Regions from separate parts of the Homo sapiens genome. Here region 2 is linked to region 1. A link is an interaction called in ENCODE POLR2A ChIA-PET data of the cell type or tissue named here. Cell type or tissue: GM12878. All regions are shown on one strand.

Region 1 (2,500 bases):
ATATATTGTGTAAGATTTTGCAGTAGAGTTGAGATGCTGTGGAGATTGAAAAAAAAAGAAAGACCCATGCTGGGAATGCTGGTCAATCTGGGCCTTAAAGGAAGTGTCTGCTGAGGTGTAAGGCTCTTCTAGGCTGGGGAAACAACTGAGTGGAAGTCAAGAACCAGGAATGAGAAAGATAAAGATGGGAAGAAGACCTGCCAACTGAAACAGAATTTGTTCAGTGAGAAACCATGCTTGATACTAAAGTCAGCCAGTTTGGGTTAGGAGGAGGAGTGGGAGAGGGTTTGAATACCTGCCTGAGGAGTTTAAATTTAATCTGATTTCTATCATAAATTCTAAATCAGGAGGCAGTTTTTAAACTAGCAGTTACTATTCACTTGCTTATAGTCAGCTTTTAAGGGTTCAAACCCAGATCTTCTGATTCTACAAAGAAAACAGATTTGTGGGCCAGGTGCGATGGCTCATGCCTGTAATCCCAGCACTTTGGGAGGCCAAGGCAGGCGAATCATGAGGTCAGGAATTCGAGACCAGCCTGGCCAACATGGTGAAACCCCATCTCTACCAAAGATACAAAAAATTAGCTGGGTGTGGTGGTGGGCACCTGTAGTCCCAGCTACTTGGGAGGCTGAGGCAGGAGAATTGCTTGAACCCTCTTTTGCAGTGAGCTGAGATCACGCCACTGCACTCCAGCCCTGGTGACAGTGCAAAACTCCCTCTCAAAAAAAAAAAAAAAGATTTGTGTGGAAGTTTTGGAAAAATGCAATTAAATAAGTCTTGGTAATAGAAAGTGTCTTATAATCAGGGTTGGAAGAACTTGAGGCAAGCAGCCAATATGTCTGAGCCCCAAGGTCTCTTATTTATGTTTAAGGAGCACAAACTAGATTATCTTGAAAGTTCTTTCCAGATCTGAAAATTCAGTGATTGGATTTAAGTAGAGGTTGTGCAAGGTAAGGAGGAGGAGGAGTCAAAAATGACTCTTGTCTAGACAAGTGTTGAAACTTGGAAAATGGTGGCACTATTGGCTAAAATGAGGAAGCTAGAAAGGGAAGCAGATTTTTCTATTTTGTTTGTTTTGAATACATTATGTTTTGTAGGGAGGATATGATTAATTTGGTTTTAGGCAAATGGAATGATCCTATAGGCAGCTAAAAATATAGGAATTAAGCCTGGCTGAGTGGTTAGGGTTGGAAGTATAGTGGGGGAGTCATCAGCTTAAGAGGGGTGCTTTGAACTTGTGAATGCTGATGAGCACATAGAGGCCACAAAGAGTACTGAGAAACATTGGGATCCAGTGGAGGAAGAGGAAGGAGAAAACTGGTAGAAAACTAGAACAGCACAATGTCACAGAGACAGAGAAAGTGAGAGTTTCAAGCAAATAGATATAATGGGCCATAGTGTCAAGTGCACCAAAAATGAGGACAAGTTAAATTCACTCGTGACTTTGACCTGCAGTGTCATTGGTGGAGTTGTGGAAGCAGCAGTAAGTTAGGGTCAAAAATTGTATATAATTGTAGGTAACTGAGTAAAAATGATGTTTCATTTTCACAAGAGTAATTACAAAATATGTCACAGTGTGGTTGAATTTGGAAATGGCAATAAAGTCAAGTAAAGGGTGTGCATGTGTTTCCTTTCAAATACAAACGATGTGAATGTAGAAGTCAAGCAATAAAAAGAGTTCCTCTCTTTCTGGAGAGATGAGTGGTGAAACCAGGTTTGTGGGGTATGGGGCAGGAACCAGTTGGAGAAGAGTGAGGAGTGGGAGTCTGATGTGTTGCAGAGGCTCACTCAACCTGAATTTTTCATGTTTCATTACTAGAATGGAAACTTTCAGCCTTGACTAGCCTCTTTTACTGTATTGATGAAATGGGGATCCCTCTGTAAAGACTTGCAGAGTAGGTGCTGTCCCAGATAAAAGAGTTGTGGCAGATTGTATTTTTTCCATTGATGGCTGCACCAATAAATGTTCTGTCCTGTGTTGCTTTTCTTTCTTTTTTTTTCTTTTTTTTTTTTGAGATGGAGTCTTGCTCTGTCTCCCAAGCTGGAGTGCAGTGGTGCAATCTCGGCTTACTGCAACCTTCGCCTCCTGGGTTCAAGCGATTCTTCTGCCTCAGCCTTCTGAGTAGCTGGGTTTACAGGTGCATGCCACCACACCCGGCTAATTTTTGTATTTTTAGTAGAGACGGTTTGACTGTATTGGCCAGGCTGGTCTCGAACTCCTGACCTGGTGATCCACCCACCTCGGCTTCCCAAAGTGCTGGGATTACAGGCGTGAGCCACCACGCCCGGCTGTTTGTTTTTATTAAATTGTGAAGCTGGCATTCTTTTATCAAACTGGAGTTTGTATTCCCTTCCTTTGAACCTGGGCAGACCTTTATAAACTGCTTTGACTAGCAGATTGAAGCAGAAGTGACGCTGCTTGACTCCTGAAGCTTAAGTCATAAAAGACAACCACTATACCTTCCATCTGCATCTTTCATCTTGGAACACAAGTATAGGC
Region 2 (2,500 bases), 140 kb after region 1:
GCAATTCTCCCAACTCAGCCTCCTGAGTAGCTGGGACTACAGGCATGCGCCACTACTCCCGGCTAATTTTTCTATTTTTAGTAGAGATGGGGTTTCACCATGTTGGCCAGGCTGGTCTTGAACTCCTGACCTCAAATGATCCACTCACCTCAGCCTCCCAAAGTGCTGGGATTACAGGTGTGAACCACCGTGCCTGGCCCTGATTGATTTTTGAATGTTAAATCTTACATTCCTAGAACGAACCTAACTTGTATTACCCTTTTTATATATTGTTGAATTCATATGCTAATATTTCATTCAGGATTTTTACAACTGTGTACATGAGACAGATTAGTTTTTATTAAAATGTCATTGTAGGCTTATATATCAAAGTTATGCTGGCTGCAGAGAACAAACTAGAAAGTGTTTCCTTTTATGCTCTTTTTTTTTCTGGAAGAGTTTTGTATAAAATTGGTTAATATTTCTTCCTCAAATATTTGAAAGAATTCCTGGGCCTGGCGTTTTCTTTGTGCAAAGTATTTTAACATGAATTTAATTTCTTTAATACAGATTTTCTATTTCTTCTTTATTGGTTTTGGCACACTGCTTTTTCAGTAATTTGTCCATTCATCTAAATTTTTAAATTTATTGATATAAAGTTGCTCATAAGATAGTCTTACTCTTTAAATAAATGTCTTTAGGTTTTTTGATATTCATAATTTGTACTTCCTTTTCTTTTTTGCTTTATCAGTCTTAAGTACTTTATCAACAGTATTTGGCATTTTAAGGAAATTAAGTTTGGCTTTATCATTAATAATTTTCTGTATTGTGTGTTTGTTTTCTGTTCCATTAATTTACGTTCTTTATATTTACTTCTACTTTCTTTTGGGATTTGCTGTTTTTTAAATCTTTCTTATTTCCTGAGCTATATACTTTTCTGATATATACATGTAAAGTTACACATTTCCTTGTAAGCATGGCCCTAGCTGCATTTTACATTTTTCTCTTTTATCACATTTTCAATTACATTCTGTTCAAAAAAAAATTTTTTTTTTTTTTTTTTTTGAGACGGAGTCTTGCTCTGTCACCCAGGCTGGAGTGCAGTGGCATGATCTTGACTCACTGCAACCTCTGCCTCCCAGGCTCAAGTGACCCTTACACCTCAGCCTCCTGAGTACCTGGGACTACAGGCGCGCACCACCATGCCCAGCTAATTTTTGTATTTTTTGTAGAGATGTGTTTTGCCATGTTGCCCAGGCCAGTGTCAAACCCCTGAGTTCAAGTGATCTGCCCACTTTGGCCTTCCAAAATGCTGGGATTACAGGCATAAACCATCATGCCTGGCTACTCAAAATATTTTAAAATTTGCATTACAATTTTGACCTGGGGTTATCAGACATGTACTGCTTAATTTCTAAACATTTGGGACTTTTGAGTTATCTTTTTGTGATTATAATCCCTGCAATTTGTTGAGACTTCCTTTATGGCACAGTGTAAGGTTAATTTTGGTAAATGTTCTACATGTATTTAAAAGAATATGTATTTAGTAGTTGGATGCAGTTCTCTACGTATGTCATTCAGGTTTAATTAATTAACTGACCCGTTATTTATCTATCACTGAAGGAAATATGTTAAAATCTGAAATTGTAAATTTACTTGTAGCAACGCCAGCTTTTGCTTTACAAAATTTTAAGGCATTTTATTAGGTGCATACAAATTTTAATTGGCAGTCACAAGTGAATTTCAAAGTCTACAGATTTGGCAAATTTCTATAGTGCAAAGGTAGTGTTAGTGCTCTGTTTATCTTGGGGCTCCTGTTTTCATTTAGATTTTGGATTATCTTGTCTGATTTTTTTTTAGAATATTTAAACACTTTTTTTTTTGAGACGGAGTTTTGCTCTTGTTGCCCAGGTTGGAGTGCAACAGTGCAGTCTTGGCTCACTGCAACCTCTGCCTCCTGGATTCAAGCGATTCTCCTGCCTCAGCCTCCCGAGTAGCTGGGATTACAGGTGCCCACCACCATGCCCAGCTAATTTTTGTATTTTTAGCAGAGACAGCGTTTCACCATGTTGGCCAGGTTGGTCTTGAACTCCTGACCTCAGGTGATCCACCGGCCTCGGCCTCCCAAAGTGTTGGGATTACAGGAGTGAGCCAGTGCACCTGGCCAGATTTAAACACATTTTATCTAGCATTTTTATTGTTTTCAGTGAGAAGGCTGGGCTGAATAACTCAGACTGCCAAATTGCAAAAAATGATTGATTTCTGTTTTAAGCCATTTTACCTCCCAATTTCCACTTATCCTTTCAATGGAACCCCGTTCTAAAGAAGCTTTTAAGTCATCATCAATGGTTATTTTAACTTTGTAAGAATTAACCTCTGGGCCGGGCACAGTAGCTCACGCCTGTAATCCCAGCACTTTGGGAGGCCGAGGTGGGTGGATCAACTGAGGTCAAGAGTTCGAGATCAGCCTGGCCAACATGGTTTTCCAATTCTAAGGCTGAGGAGAAATTTGAGAAAAGTT

What was found. ChIA-PET counts read pairs that join two places held together with the same protein. Peaks named below come from ENCODE experiments on the same cell type or tissue, not always from the same donor. Only the 100,000 strongest peaks of a DNase experiment are listed, where the experiment ranks them.
Region 2: POLR2A ChIA-PET joins it to region 1 with 6 read pairs; 4 of 35 experiments call an interaction of 5 or more read pairs at or near these places.

Annotation. Positions count from the first base shown.
Region 1 is chr1:181,013,907-181,016,406 of GRCh38, reverse strand. All of the region lies in intron 1 of STX6 (syntaxin 6), which reads left to right. Among named protein-coding and RNA genes, the nearest start is that of STX6, 7.7 kb to the left of the region's middle. In GM12878, no CTCF peak of the experiment used is centred here; DNase peaks (open chromatin) are centred at 1,525 and 1,799; H3K4me3 peaks cover 697 bases; H3K27ac peaks cover 1,182 bases.
Region 2 is chr1:180,874,053-180,876,552 of GRCh38, reverse strand. The region is part of intron 13 of XPR1 (xenotropic and polytropic retrovirus receptor 1); the gene reads right to left. Among named protein-coding and RNA genes, the nearest start is that of LINC02816, 31 kb to the left of the region's middle. In GM12878, no CTCF peak of the experiment used is centred here; no DNase peak of the experiment used is centred here.